Linked DNA regions of Mus musculus: region 1 is linked to region 2. Evidence: chromatin loops called from intact Hi-C (ENCODE). Cell type or tissue: left cerebral cortex. All regions are shown on one strand.

The links. A loop is a pair of places that touch in the nucleus more often than their neighbours do. Peaks named below come from ENCODE experiments on the same cell type or tissue, not always from the same donor. Only the 100,000 strongest peaks of a DNase experiment are listed, where the experiment ranks them.
Region 1: it touches region 2 in a loop (2.7-fold over the local background); 2 of 42 quality-filtered maps call a loop at or near these places.

Annotation. Positions count from the first base shown.
Region 1 is chr6:28,946,335-28,954,334 of GRCm38, reverse strand. No RefSeq gene overlaps it. Among named protein-coding and RNA genes, the nearest start is that of Gm40357, 15 kb to the left of the region's middle. In left cerebral cortex, a CTCF peak has its summit at 4,910 (motif pointing left); a DNase peak (open chromatin) is centred at 4,904.
Region 2 is chr6:28,837,739-28,845,738 of GRCm38, reverse strand. All of the region lies in intron 16 of Snd1 (staphylococcal nuclease and tudor domain containing 1), which reads right to left. Among named protein-coding and RNA genes, the nearest start is that of Lrrc4, 10 kb to the right of the region's middle. In left cerebral cortex, no CTCF peak of the experiment used is centred here; DNase peaks (open chromatin) are centred at 3,151 and 3,967; H3K27ac peaks cover 2,541 bases.

The sequences.
Region 1 (8,000 bases), 110 kb before region 2:
GCCTAGGGTTGTGGTTTTGTTTTGTTTTAAAACGTATTTTCTTTCACCAACGGGCTGTAAATCAGGGTTCTCACTGTGTCAGCCTTGAGTTACACTCATTTGCATGAGAGGTTCATGAGACTCAGAGAAAAGTTCATTACTGAAACAGATATTATAAAGAATACGGACGAAGACCTGCCCAGAATGAGGTATTGGGAGGACTTGAAGCATCCATACCCTCTCCAGGAGTACCTCCAGGTACTCCCTCCAGGCACACACACACGCACACACACATGTGCACACGTGCACACACACAGAAGCTCCTGAACCCAGCCCTTTAGCGCTTTCACAGACAATCTACTCACAGGCATGACTGCCTCAGACCAGAGGGGCAGACAGCCTCCATCTTCTCTGAGGCTTCTTGGTTTCTATACAAGCTTCCTTTCCCTCCAGGGCAGGGGGGGTGGTGTGAGACCCCTCTGACATAAGTATCTTTTCACTTACTGAGTTTTAGTGGTCTGCCACAAGTGGGGAAGGGCTTATAAGCCAAGAACCGACAAAAACAAAATTATTCATTTCATATTCTAACCAGTTTCAAAGGAGATTCACTAAAATCTCCTGACATGACCACGATTCCATCAATTCTTCCTCGTAATTCCAGTGTTGTCCTATATACACTGAGGCAGCGCTGTAAAGTATGAAATGTAGCCCTTGTGAGCTGTTCCTTGATCGTCACCAGATGCCTCCTTTCTGCCTGCTCTAAGGACAAACTGAAATTGACTCAGTAATTTTGCTCCATCAACTTCATTTGGTCCATATTTTGTGATTCATCTTTTCCTTGCCTTTGTTTTTTTTTATCTTACTTTATGGTTTTCTTGTAGTATATTTAGAAATAGAATAATTTTGGGTTAAATGAAGTAAAGAAATAAGTCTGATCGGTTAGCATTGATAATCCATGTGTGTTTGCTCCATTTCTGCCTTACACAGCTGCTTGTATTCCTGAAACTGTCTTTGCTTCAGTTTTTTCCTTCCTGTCTTTCTGTTGGACTGATCAAGACTCTCCACATTTCTTCCACTGCCTTGGAATGTAAAGCCTATGATAATGGCCCTTTCATTTGTGTTTGTAACTGTTAACATGTGCGGCTACATCCAGATTTGTGTGGGTTCCAGGGATCTAAACTCGAGTCCTCATAGTTGTGTGAGAGGTGCTTACCCAAAGAGCCACCTCCCCAGCTCCAACCTGTACATTTTTAATACATACACTTAACTACAAATTATCTTGGCATTGCCAAAAAATTAGTACTTCTATTGTCTTGTGAGCATTGGTTTATTTTAATCATTGGACTCGAAGGGTTTCCACTACTGTGAACAGACACCATGACCAAGACAACTCTTATAAGGACAATATTTAATTAGTGCTGGCTTACAGGTTCAGAGGTTCAGTCCGTTATCATCATGGCAGGAAGCATGGCAGCATCTAGGCAGGCATGGTATTGGAGGAGCTGAGAGTTCTACATCTTGTTTCAAAGGCAAACAGAAGACTGATTCTCACATAGCTAGGAGGAGGGTCTCATTGTCCACCCCCACAGTGACACAATTCCTCCAACAAGGCCACACCTCCTAATAGTGCCACTCCCTGGGCTAAGCATACTCAAGCCATCACATCGGACAAACACCACCTAGATTTTCGCAGCATCTTTTACGTTCCTTTAGTCACAGAACCTTTCCAAAGTTGGAGGTTAATGCATCTCCAAACGTTTCATCCGAGCCTGTGCTCACCGCTGTTTCCTGCATCCCATATCCTCTTTGCAAGTCCATTTCTCTTCTTGGTGAATTACTTTCTCTCGTAATGACATCTGTGGGAGGTAACGTCTCTCAGTCTCTGTGCGTGTCTTAAAATATCTTTATTTTGTCCTTGTTCCTGAATGGTAATTTAGTGGTATGTAAACGCAGGCGTTTTAAAGCTACTCTTCCATTGTCTTCTGGCAGGTATTGTGGCTTCAGGGAAGTGGGCTGACAGTCTAATAGATGAGCCTTTAAATGGTGTTTATCTCTTCTCTGTATAGCTTTTCCCAGTTGTCTCTCTGTCTTGTATGCCTCGTGGGTTTTGCACAAGTAGACTTATTTTTATTTACTTTGCATGGTACCTTCCATACACACGTTGTAAAGAATTCATACTGTCTCCAATAGGAAATCCTCAGTTTTATCTTCTAAATATTATTTCTCTGCTCTGATTTAAGATATTAAAACTGTTTAAATCATTCCTCTTCATTGGTCCCTTTATAATTGTTGATTTTTTTTAAAATGTGATATAGTCTAGGCTAATTTTTTCCTACTATCTTCAAATGCAAATTCAAATTCCATCACTTTTTGATTGATTTTTAGGTCAAATTTTCCAATGATTTTTGCATTGCTAAGGTATCTCTTTCTTGTTTAGTTTCTATTGGAATGTCTTATTTCTGAACTTCATAGAAGTTGTTCCTTCTGTTATCAATTCGAGTACCTTAAACACACTTATTTTAAAGTATTTGTTTCATCACATTTTTAAAAATGTATTTTATGTGTATATAAGTATGTCAGGTCCTTGCGCATGCCTAGTGTTTGCAGAGATCAGAAAATAGTACCATACGCCCTGGAACTGGAGTTACAGACAGTTGTGAGCCAACATGTGGGTATAAGAAGTTGAATCCAGCGTCCTCTAAAACAGTAACCAGTGCTCTTAACTGCTGGGCATCTCTCCAGCCCTCTTGTTTCATACAGGTTGAATGACATCTGTGAGGATCTGCTGATTTCTCCTAGCATGAGAGTTCTCCCCTCGATTTGGAACTCTCAGTGGGAAGATTGCCTGGTTTCTCTGCTGAGTGTTTTTACCTTTGTCTTGGCTACCTTTTGCTTTATCATCGGTTGGCACCCTGGGGACCACCAGTCCACCCCTGCCCTTGTGACGAGTGTATCATACTGGGGAAGTGTGTTCAATAAACACATCCACATGGCAGGCAGGAGTGATGATGCAAGGCAGGGAGACAAAGATTGCAGGGGAGGAAAGTCATTTAAACAGATCCTGGAAGTGATATAGCCGTACAACACACAGGGTGAAGATGAAGGCAAACATGCCAGGAATCTCCACAGCCGTAGCATTTCAAGTATGTCGGGAACAGTTGACTGGTAAGTCGACTGATATTTGCTAAGCAGTTGAAAGTATACAGAGTGGGTACGTGCAAGAACAGATTTCTGCGTGATGTTTATTGATGAGTCAAGTTTGGGCCTAAATCATGTGCCGCTCTCTAAGAGGCAATGAAGACCCATCACAGGGCTATGCCCATCTCCTATCCAAACAGGAGTCTGACAATAGCTGCTGCCATCACCACTTGAGAAGTGTCTTAGTTAGGGTTTTATACTGCTGTGAACAGACACACCATGACCAAGGCAACTCTCATAAGGACAACATTTAATGGGGGCTGGCTTACAGGTTCAGTGGTTCAGTCCATTATCATCAAGGTGGGAACAACATGGTGGCATCTAGGCAGGCATGGTGCAGGAGGAGCTGAGAGTTCTACATCTTCATCTGAAGACTGATAACAGAAGACTGACTTCCAGGCAGCTAGGATGAGGGTTTTAAAGCCCACACCCACAGGGAAACACCTACTCCAACAAGGCCACACCTACTCCAACAGGGCCACACCTTCTAATAATGCCACTCCCTGGGCTGAGCATATACAAACAATTAGAAGAAGTAAGTCCCAATCCCATATAATAGAAATGTGGAAGCTGGAGAGATGGCTCAGAAATGGTTAAGAGCATTTACTGCTCTTGCCGAGGGTGTCAGCAGCGGGTCCTGGTGTCAACAGAACACCTTTTCCAGCTGTGGGTCACTTGCTGGCACCATCTGGAAGCAGAGAACAGGAAGAAGGTGTGGGACCTATGGTGACAGAGAGCTGCCGGATAGCAGGCCATGTGGTGAACTCGATGGATTGTAGGAAGAGGTCATTCCAGGGATGTCAACAGATTCCCTGTTGGGGATGGGAGTGGCAGAAGCTAGAAAGGCTTTGTCACAGGCAGGCAGTCAGCCTGAGAACAACTGCCCAGTGAGCATGTGCTGAGCCCAGGCACTGGGCGCTGGGATTGGCTCTAGATGGGTCAAACGGCCATGCTCCTTAAAGATGCATTGGTGATGAAGCAGGGTCCAGGTCCTGGTCCAGAGCCTGCTACCTCCACAGAGAGGCTTGTTTAATGCTCACAGTTCCTTAGGGAAGGTGCTTTTGTTTCATTTTTCAAGGTAACTGGAAAGAAAAGGAGACTTGAAGGGTTACGTGATTTAGCCCAAATCACCCTGCTGGTTTACAGGGATTTGAACCTGAGTCTGAAGAAGAGCTGTGCTGCCATCATCAGAGAGCGGCAGCGGCGCTAACTCAACTCCATACAGGGAGGGTGGATTAAGGATCCCTCCTGGAGAAGAGGCTCTACGATCATAACTCCTAGGGATACCTGTGTACTACTTAACCAGAAACACTCAAAAACAAAAAAAAAAAATCTACAGGGTAGAAAAATCCTTGGAGCTTGCTTATTCAGGGCCCGCGGGGTTGATCCCTGTCCTCACAACCGCCATGACCCCTAAGTTCCTTCTTCCTTGTTGGACATCTAAAACCCTTCTAGAGTGCCTCTTCTGCAGGCTTCCTTTAATACATGTAACGGTTGGGGTGTGTTATACCATGGGCTGGGACAGGTATATCTCCATTTTCTTCATACAAGTAGGAGCATAGGTCATTCGTTCAGTCGACGAGAAGTTGCCAAATTAATTGCCCTACTTCAGAGGTAAAAATCCACTCCCCCAGAGGCTAGGGTTTGCTGGGGTCCAACTGGAATGGAAGCCCCCTATGTCTGGTCCCCTGGTGTCCCAAGCACAGATACTGCGCTCGCGCGCCCCCTTGTGGTTACCATGAGCGCTGCGGGTGAATGCACCATCTTCAGGGACCTGGAGGCTCCCTGTGGGGCCCAAAACTCTTTGGGGGCTCCTGCCAAGACTTTTCCAACGCCCTTTCCCTTTCCGTGTCCTAAAAGCTTTACCCCACATCTTCTTTCATGCCTAGTCCCCAAGTGCCCTCTCCCTCACGCTCACACCACTCTTTGCAGGCTCATCTGGAGCTTAGATTTCAGTGCAGAGGTGGAAATGGATCCTCTCACCTGTCCCCAGGATCTGTTTGCATTCACGGTTTGCTCTGGGGCTGAGACCCCTGAAGCCAACCATCTGCTTGCTCATGTTGACGCTGAGGTGACATGTCCTCTCCCTCAGCTGTCTGTGGCTTATCAGAGGTGCTGCTAGCCGCATTGTGGGTCCCTCTCAACGACCATAACTCTGAAAATGTGTCATTCTAACTGAGAATTGGCTCAGCAGCCAGACCCAGGAGGGTTCCATGCTAATAGAACATATCTTGAAGCAGCATAGGGAGACACGGGAGTAAATCTTGCATGGACAGACGGGTTTGCCAGGACTTGACTACAGGCCTTGAAATTCCTCCTTGAACACAAGCCATCTTACCCACAGGCCTCTCTCTGTCCCCGGGAGCCTTTCTGGGTTTATGACCAGGGTTCCAAGCCTTGGAACCACTCCGCACATCTATCGGGACAGCAGGGGTAGGGCCTCTTGTTCTTGGGAGCCACAGTGGGAAGAGCAACAACTGTCTGGCTGACAGAGACACAGAAGTGGCAAGAGTTCAGAAGGGAAGGGGGTGGGTGTGGCTCCACAGGAAGGGATGATTAAATAGACTGAATTCACGGGAGAGTCCTATCTGCTCACAGGACACCCATCAGTGCACCCAAATGGACCTGCACAAGGGAACATCGCCAATAATGAAGTTCTCATACGAGCAGATGGGAATCCTCGGATCTTCCATTCACCAGGTTCATGAATAAGTGACTGTGTGAACACATTCGTGATAAACACTTAGCATGTCTGATTCTCAACAAAGGCTCTGCTGCTCCCACTGCCTCTGCCCCTTCCTCTCCCTCCCCTCCCCACCCTCCCTCCTCTTCTTTTTTGGCTATTGTTGTGGTGGTGGTGGTTGGAGACAGGGTCTCTCTATAAAGCGTTGAATATACTAGATCAGGCTGGCCCCGAACATCAGCCTGTCTCCAGGCTTAAAGGCGTGTGCCAATGCCTTCTTTTTAAAAGCACCCGAGAGGAGCTAGTCGGAAGATTCTCTTACTTATTAAGTTTGGTTCAGCAGACAATGGAATCCCAGACACCTCCAAAAGGAGATGGAAAGAATCCAATAAATAGCACTCCTATTTTCTGCCCAGGCTCAGAACAAATTGAAAAGTCAGCACGGAGTGAGAGGTGATGGAGAAGTCAGACAAACCTTTCCTGCTAGCCTAGCCTGCGCTGAAGGACGCATTGGTGTGAGAAAGGAATGACCTGCCAATCCAACCTCAGGGGAAGCGGACATTCTCACAGGGAAAGTGAACAGACGGGTGTGGAAGAGGCCAAGTGTTACACAGATGCAACCCCATCCACGTGGAAGAGTGCTTACCCCGTTCTCTACATGCTAGTTGGTCCTTCTCAGGAAGTCAGGCATGGCAGTTCGCACCTGTAATTCCACATTCAAGAGACTGAAGTACAAGGAACCTGAGTTCCCATGCCAGCCTGGGCTACCTACAAGACCCTGTCTCAAAACAAAATAAAAAAATTAAACCACAAAACCAAAACAACAAATCAATACAGTTATTTTCAAACTCTAGAATATCAAGTGGATCTGTAAGGGACTAGGATCCTAGTATCAACCTGAGCTCTGGACCAGGAAGGGCGCTCGAGAGGCAGGCAGAGGGAGGCAGGTGGGTAGGAGGAACTATTCCCATGTTCTTGTTCTGCCCTGCAAGCCCAGCTCTGACGGACCACTTTGCGGAGTTCTTCTTCCATCCCCTCAGCCCAGCCCCTCCTCTGCAGAGTGCGAAAGTCTCGCGTTAACACTTTCACATTAAACTCTAATGGCTGACAAGCCTTTTCTCCTCCATAATTTAAAAGCAATTGTTAAAAGCAGGCCAGCTCTTGTTAACACCAATGAATATCTAATACAAATAGCACGATTTCAGAGAGAGCAAGACGGCAAAGTGAAAAATTCCAAGCCAGTAAAGAGGAAGGTCTTCCTTCCACAGCAGAGGGGAAAGTGAGCAAAGCCACGGGCCAGTGTGGGGCCAGCGGGAAGGCTCTGCAGAGTACAGACTGGTATATTCTAAACAGACTTGCATGGTCTAAATAGGATGGCACAAGGAGCTTCCAGATCTGAATCCAGAAGCTGTTCACGGAATTGGGAATCTTCTCTGACAGCTGTGCACATGTTCAAGCCCCCCCCCCCCCGTTATCCCCCTATTGTACACGCACACCCGGACACACAGACACACACACACATTTTGGTTCTTTTTTTTTTTTCTCTCCTTTAGGTTTTGGTATTTTGAGTCATGATCTTACATAAGTGAAGCTGTCTATAGTCTTTATATCGGAATGTGTCTGTGTGCTATCATACCTGGCTTTGTGGGTTTTTTTTCATAGTTTAAATGTAATTAATTTTATTTATTATTTGTATATGCCTGTGAAGTGTGTGTACCGGCTGGTTTTGTGTCTACTTGAGTTATCACAGAGAAAGGAGCCTCCCTTGAGGAAATGCCTCCATGAGATCCAGCTGTAAGGCATTTTCTCAATTAGTGATCAAGGGCCCATTGTGGGTGGTGACATCTCTGGGCTGGTAGTCTTGGGTTCTATAAGAGAGCAGGCTGAGCAAGCCAGGGGAAGCAAGCCAGTAAGGAACATCCCTCCATGGCCTCTGCATCAGCTTCTGCTTCCTGACCTGCTTGAGTTCCACTCCTGACTTCCTTTGGTGATGAACAGCAATGTGGAAAGTGTGAGGTGAATAAACCCTTTCCTCCCCAACTTGCTTCTTGGTCATGATATTTGTGCAGGAATAGAAACCCTGACTAAGACAGTGTGTTATGGTGGGATGTGTGTGCAAGTGTGCGACGGTGCAAGTGTG
Region 2 (8,000 bases):
GCAGGCACCATTCCAATTCTTCCTAAGAGAGCCTTTTTTGTTTGTTTTTCCCCAGTAGCTACCCCCCACTTCCTTTCTATCAGTGTGCAAATTTCTCAATTCCTAGCCACGAATCAGATTGAAAGCTTGGAGGAGACATCAGACAGACCTTATAATCTCTGCTAATCCTGTAATCGGGTGCTAAACCCAGGACACAAATGGATTTGCAAAATAAGGATTTCAGAAACTCAAATGGCATTAGCAGGCCTCCAAGACAAATGCACGTGACAACCAAATGAGATCCATCAATACAGAGATATAGTCCACACTAAGCACCTGGAAAACATAACGGAGCAGATGCATGGCAGAGGTTGGCAGACCTCTGGAGCTGTCAGTGAGGCTATCTCCTCTCTCAAGAGGATTCTTTTCTCTGTTTTGTGTCTATTTTTAAGTTGCTCTCAATGGACACACAATAATTGTACATATTTATTGATATACGCACATATTGTATAATGATCAAATCAGGGTAGCAAGCATATCTATCACTTTACAATTTGACTGTTTCTTCTACTCTGAAGTTGGAAATGTGAGTGCTGAGGTGGCTGAGTGGGTAAAGCACGAACCGGCCAAGCCTGACAGCATGAATTCCATCCTGGAATCCACATGATGGTAGAAGGAGAGACCTGACTCCTCAAGTGGCCCTCTGTCCTCTCCACACATTCCCCATGACATGCATGCCAAACACAGGCAGGCAGGCAGGCGCGCATGCACACACACACACACACACACACACCCCACAGAGTTAACAAAGAAAAATACAATTTATTATTGTGAACTACAGTCACTCTCTCGTGCAACAGAACCTTAGGACTCATCTGATCCATTGACTAACTATTGTCTATTGTTCCCACCCCAACAAGGTCCCTTTGGAAGATTGTCTTCAGTTGTTTGGGAATGGAAGACTAGGGATAAAAGAGACAGGAAAAGAGAAAGAGAGGAAAGCTCTTTGTAAGATGCAAAAACAATGAGTGGTTCCAGCAAGGTGAAGACAAGGAGGGAGTTTAGGGACCGTGCTGCTTGGGACCCATGCAGAGAATTGCAGAGTAAAGCTTTCAAGGCACTAGATTCATATTTGCCGCCCTCCTGACCTAGTATGGGGCAAAGGCCTCTAGGAAGTGGCTTTCTCTACAGTGTGCATCATTAGGAGCACACCTGCCCCTGGGTGGATGGGCCTGAGTGCATTTTGTGTGTGTATGAATTGGGGGTGGGGGTGCTTCTCCAAGCTGCAAAGCTACCTGACCATGTGGGGCAGAGACACTGCAACACATAGATCTTAAATGCCAGTGGCTGTATTTGAGGGAGAGTCTGGAGCCATTTGTTTCAGGCAAATGGGAAAGTTTCCCTGGGTTTTCTTCTCCAAGTATCTGGATGTGAAAGTAACAGTACAAGGCATGACCCTGACTAGGGTGACATCTTTGTTCCTTTTTGGGAGCAGACACACCCAGGAGAGAGTAGCACAAGGCAGTACAGGGAGCCCAACTCTGCTAGCTTCCACGATAAGGCAGCCTACCTCAGGCTATAGTCTTCCCCTCCACACTGCTCTCTCTGCTCCACCCCTCTTTGATGGCTTCAAGAATAAGGGTATTTAGTCTGATAGGAAGGGAAAAAACCCCCAAATTTGCCTGATGTCACTGTCCCACTTAATGCCCATTCTGCTGACAGCATGGCACTGCTTCTGTGGACTAAGAGTTACTTTTATTCCTCAGAATGTGGCTTGGTATCTAGGTGCTCTTGTATGTGGGTTCACGTGACAACCCAAGAGTGACATTAGTTGTCCCCTTCGATTGTTCTCTTCCTTCTACATTGAGACAAGGTCTATCGTTGCCCTGAAGCTCACCAATTTTGCCATTCTGGCTAGCTGGAATGTTCAGGGGATTTCTACGTTGAGATTAGAGGCAGGTCACCATTCCTAACCAGGTATTATATGAATTCTGGGGATTCAAACTTGGGTCCTCAAGCTTGCACAGCAATCACTTTCTCCACTGAGCTACCCAACTCTCCAGCTTACTCATTTTTAACCTGTATTTCTGTCACCAGTTGGACATCTGGGTCTTTGATCAGCATATTCAAAGTAATTAAGGTTAATGAGATACATGGAGGTAGCAAAAACTGTGAAAGGTGAGGCCTGTTTGGAAATAAAACAAAACACCAGTAATCTGAAATGGAGGTTCAGGGGACAGCTGGTGTCAGTTGGGTGGTGGGCCACTTTTTGAGCCTGTCTCAGGAAGCCATCAGATGGCAAGGGAGATGAGCGAACTGCAGGAAGCTGACCACTCCCAACTACCCTCACTTGTCAGTCCTCTAGTCTTCTAGGCTCACATGTAGTGTGAGGCCTTAGAAAAACCTTCAACACCTACTTAATGCTTTCCTTCCTAGAAGACAGTACCTAATGAGAATGGTCTCCTTCACCCAAAGCAAGCGAGTCAAGCTTATGTGTTTAGAAAACTCATTAATAACAAAAGACATCTGAGAGGAGACAGTGTGTGTGTGTGTAAAATGGTAGTGGCAAGAGCCAACTCCTTAAGAGTCATTAAGCATGGGGCTGGTAGTCACTAGTGCCTGTGCCTGGCTGTGCTTGGCTCCTATCGGCACCAGGATGCTTCTTGGTATTAGTTTGATAGAGTCTTACTCTGCAGCTGTCAGCTATGCAGGCACAAAGGCTCTTATTTCTTCCCTTTCTTAGGCATGAGGACAACAGGCAGCTTTAGGAAAATCAAATGGCTCAGGTCCTGCTGGAACACAGTGATGGAAGCTCATGTGCAGTGTGGTTCCATGCCCCAGGTTTCTGGGGATCCCACCAGAGAGAGAAGTGAGAGTGCCCCTACTTTGCTGATGGTTGGTCTGTTCACACTCATCTCCTTTCTTTACTTCCTGCCCCTTATCTATGCATAGACACAGCCTTGAATAGATCCCACTGACTGGCACTTGGAGGCAGACTGCCAGAGCCGGGGCAGGAAGGACAGAGCTCAAGTTGCTCTATGTGTCTGGGATCCCAAGATGGTCTCTTTTTGGGGAGGGATCCCCAAGTACTCTGTGCCAGTGCCAAAGCACCACCAAATTGCTTGGCCAGAGAGGACACTGGCGGGGGAGGGAGTGAGCCCTGTCCAGCTCGCATGCTGCTCATTTGCACAAAGAGCCCTTTCAGAGTTATTGGCTGGCAGGGCTCCTCCTGGGCTTTTTTCAGTGCTTGTGCACAGAATACCAATCAAGCAGTCTCACTGGGCTGCCACACAAACTAGCCACAGTTACCAAGAAAGGGACACAGAATGACAGCTCCTCTAGCTAGGCTCCAAGGAGGTAGCCCTGGACCCTCAACTGGGTGGGGCTTCACTGCACTCACCAGAAGCAGAACCACCTCAGTCTGGTGTCCCTAACAGCAACATTTGAAATGGTCCAAGAAAAGAGGCTCCTAAGTGCTTCTCACTTATAGCATCTTTGGCTGGTATAGTGATGCGAAATCTGAAAGATGAGGATTTATGGTGGGGTCTATGAAGGTATTCTACAGTGGAACAGAATAAATTTCAAAAGACTCAGGCTTGCCTTAATTAAAAAGAAACAAATCTACCTATTGGCTCCAGTCAAATGCAGATATTGTGATAAGAGGCTACGGTAAGTAAATAGGAGAAAATGCATATGTGAACAGCCCAGCTAACCAACTGACTCAGGACTCTCTAACCTGTCTAAACCTGAATGAGGATCTAAGGACCCTAATTCCTTATTTCACATTTACCAGCAGGCACATCCTTTAAAATAAGGGTGAGTTCCACTAGCAGCATCTGCAGGTAAAAGCTGCATCTGAAAACAAGGACCAAAAGCAGGCTGAATGCTGAGTAAATCGAACTCCCCAAAAAGTTATCTTAAGAACAACGGAGCACCCAGGAATCTGGGTGCCAGCCAACCTACCCATAGCTCATCTGATGACTCAGGGGGAAGCCAATGGTGCGGCTGGTTCTGGCATCCCCAGGGCTGCACTCCCCTCTACTTCTGAGCACCAGTACTCCTCCTCAGGCTAAGGTAGGATGCAGAGAAGACTGCCACTCCAGAGAATTTGAGACCACTCAAGCCACATGCTATGTGTCCTTTGATTCTCCCTCACTCCCTGAAGACCCAAGGATGGGTCAATGAATGCATGGTGGAAGAAGCCAAGTTGCTAAGTCAGTACAGAACGACAAACTGAAGTTATACCATTCGGAACTAGGGGAATCCTAGCCATAGCTAAGGCTGGCAGTGTGGAACTGAAAACAATTGATGGATTATATAAAGCAGCTTGATGGCCAGAAATGATGATCTATCTACAAAAACAGCAAACAAATCAAGGAGGTTGGCAGAGAGAAGGTAGTAGAAGCAAGGCACTGCTCTATAAACTGACGGGTAAGAACGGCTTGGAGGTTGTGGAAGAGCTGCAAGAAACCACTCAAGAGCAGACCATGCTCAAGAGACAAAAACATGGAAGTTCCAAATTTGATCATACCTCTTAAAATTAGCCCAAAACTGTAAAGAGTGAACGTAGACAGTACAATTCTGAATTCTAGTAAGGGTGCCTAGAATATTCCTGGGATAGTGGCCTTAAGCCTAGTGACTTTGTTTTCCTTAAAAACATCTATGGTACAGGAACAGGTTGGAACATCTTCAGGCAAAAGGGGAAAAAAAAGTCAAAGGCAACACAGAAGGACCCAGGGGACCCAGGCTCCCAGTCAGACTTGATTCTCACTTGTCTGGTACCTCCTCTAGGATGTTTTAAGTTAAATTAAGAGTTTGTTGATGGAACTGTTTGTTCTGTTGTCATGAAAAATTTAGGGACTGACAGCTATTAGAGAAGGGACAGAAGGAGACAGAAGCTAGGCCTCCTCTTCACCCAGCCCCAACTGCGCTTAAGCTCAGGAGCTCAGTGGGGTATTTATAGCTGCCTTTAAATTTACCCAACTCACCATAGAGAGAGGTAATGGGGCGCCCTTTACTGCTGCTAGTGGTGATTGTCCTAACATTCTTTAATTAGCAAAAAGCGTTGGCACAGCCACTTTCAAAGCATTTGATCTCACTGTCCTGGTGTTCTCTATTTCAGGCTCAACAGTCCGCACTCCCTTAGCAGAAAATGCACTTTAGCAAAACCGAAACTGACAGGCACATGCAGATGTGAGTGCAGATGTGAGTGCAGGTATGTCTGTACGCCTGTGTCCATATTGCAACTCACTCTGCGCATCCACAACTGTCAGAAACCTGCACGCCTTTACGTTGCCTCCATAAAACTGCCTCTCAGGAGTCTCTCAGCAGGAGTTAGGAAAGTCCAAAGTGAGAACTGGAGATCTTGAGATCACCAGGATCCGCTTTATTCTTCTTGTATTAAAAAACAAAACCAACAAATTGTAAACTACCTTTTCAGAGATGATAATGGAGCAGAGTTAGGGCTAATGGTGTCCATGGAACAAGGGGTCCAAGCTCTTCTCCTCAGGCCTAAGAACAGTTTTACTACTGAGGAGAAGAGCTGGGAAGGAAGGAAGGAAGGAAGGAAGGAAGGAAGGAAGGAAGGAAAGAAGGAAGGGCCAATGTTGTGCTTCCATGGGGGAATGCGATGAACACATAAACAAATTCCCAGACATAGTCATCTTTGGAAATGGTACAAAGCAAGCAAAGCTAAAGCTGGGGAATGTAATTAAGACTGCTCAAGAAGCTAGACCAAGGATGTGGGAAAGAGCAAGCTATGTTGAAGATAGAGCAAAATCCCAAGGGAGAGAATCAATTTAAGAATATTCCAGAATATGATGACCAGTGTAACTGTCACGCTAGGAGTATGGAGGGGTTTGATAAATGTCAGGACTGAGGTTGAAGGAAAGGGATAAAGGCTGAGGAGCTGTGGTAGGCATTTCCGTTGCTATTCAATTTATGAGGAAAATGGAACATTTTAAGTAAATCAATAACATAATCTGACGTAAAGTCAACACGATCACTTTAGTTGCTGTGGAGAATAGATTACAAACAGTACAGGTTTTTACTAATCTAACAGAGATTACCTTAGCAGTTCTAAATATGTTCTGGGGTCATGTGAGATGTTGACAAACTAGTACACTAATATTAACTGCTGGGTGTGGTGGCACCTGCCAGGTAGATCTTTTCATGTTCGAGACCAGCCTTATCTACGCAGTGAGTTCTAGGGCATCCAGGGTTATAGAGTGAGATCATGTCTCAGAATTACATTAACTGTTAGAAATAGAAAAACCACTTTATGGATGAAGAATTAGAAGTTCTAAATTAGGAGCAATGCCAAGAGTAAGTGATTCTAAATAATAAAAAGATAACAGAAAGAATTCAATCAAAAATTGACTAGACAAAACTTTTTTTTTCTATAGTAGCTTCCATACTAAAAACAATAAATGTATCAGACAGAGGTGGCACATGACTTTAATCCCAGCATTCCAGAGGCAGGAGCATGTGGATCTAGAGTGAGTTCCAGGACAGCTAGAGCTACACAGAGAAACCCTGCTTCAAAATCAATCAATCAATCAATCAATCAATCTGTATAAAACAAACAAAAACAATACATACTATTATTAGTGTTTGCTGAGACGGTCATGAATTCCAAAACTTCCTTGTACTCCAATAAGATAAAAGAAGTTGACTACTTTACACAGGAAGGATCTGAAGCTTAAGGATTTACACATACACAGTACAAAGCCTATCTGAGATTCAGGTTCAAGTTTGTCTGATTCCAGAGATTCCTCATGGCCACCACTGTGCTCTAACACTTGACGGCATGTACATGTACACACTGCGTGTAATCTTGTAGACTGTAGTTAGGGTACATGAGTAGCTTCAACAGATACATCACATGCGCATCTGTGAAGCAATTAATTTTAGGTGTGGAACCCTGATTCATAACCTAGTTTGCACGGATTATCCTGGTGGGCCCTAAATTCAACCAGAAGTGTCCCTCTAACTTACAGACAGGAAAGAAGAAAATGAGACAGTGTGACCATGGAGGCAGAGCCTAAGGGGACACATTGACAAGACAAGGGCTGCCTCCAGAAGTCAAGGCCACTCAAGATTCTTCAAGGAGCAAAGCCTTACTAGACTAAGAGCTTTGAGCTCCTAAATCTCCAAGAGAATTTGGTGGCTGAAGTCACTGACTATTATGTGGAAATGTTTTTATGGCAGCCAAAGAAATGAAGTCACTCTGCTGGGCGTGGTGGCGCAGGCCTTTAATCCCAACACCCAGGAGTCAGAGGCAGGCGGATTTCTGAGTTCGAGGCCAGCCTGGTCTACAAAGTGAGTTCCAGGACAGCCAGGGCTACACAGAGAAACCCTATCTCAAAAAACCAAAAAAAAAAAAAAAAAAAAAAAAAAAAAAAAAAAAAAAAAACCCACAAGAAATTAAGACACTCATTACTTCTGTAACCATAACAAAACTTCTTAAATCCACATATAAACTAGTGAATCTAATGGTTTCTTAGCTCAGTGCTGTGTTTACAGCCTTAAGTACCTATCAACAACCAGAAAATGTTACTAAAGTTATTCTATATACAGGTTATTAAAGAAAGCAAACCATTGGGCCTGGATGGGCCAGTGTATCTGCAAAGAGGGAAGGGGTATTCATAGGTGTTCTACTGGACATCTTTGATTGCTGGCCCTTATGTGTGACTGTGGCAAGAATGGTACCCCAAACTTACTTTCTCAAGAAAGGAAGAGCCAGCTAGCAAGCAGGAGGCCTGGCTTTTCACTCCAGCCCAAAGGCACCACCAGCCCTGGTGAAACTAGTCTCAGTAGAGAAAGTCTCAGTAGAGAAAGAAGCCTTTGTAATCTGTCCAGCTCCATGTAATTTCCCTCCCTCCCTTTCTTTTTCTCTAGACAGAGTCTCATATATCCCAGGCTGGCTTCAAAGTTGCTATGTAGGATGACTGTGAACTGAATTCTGGGGTTATAGGTGTGCTCTATCATGGCTAGTTAATGCAGTGCTTTTGATAGGCTTG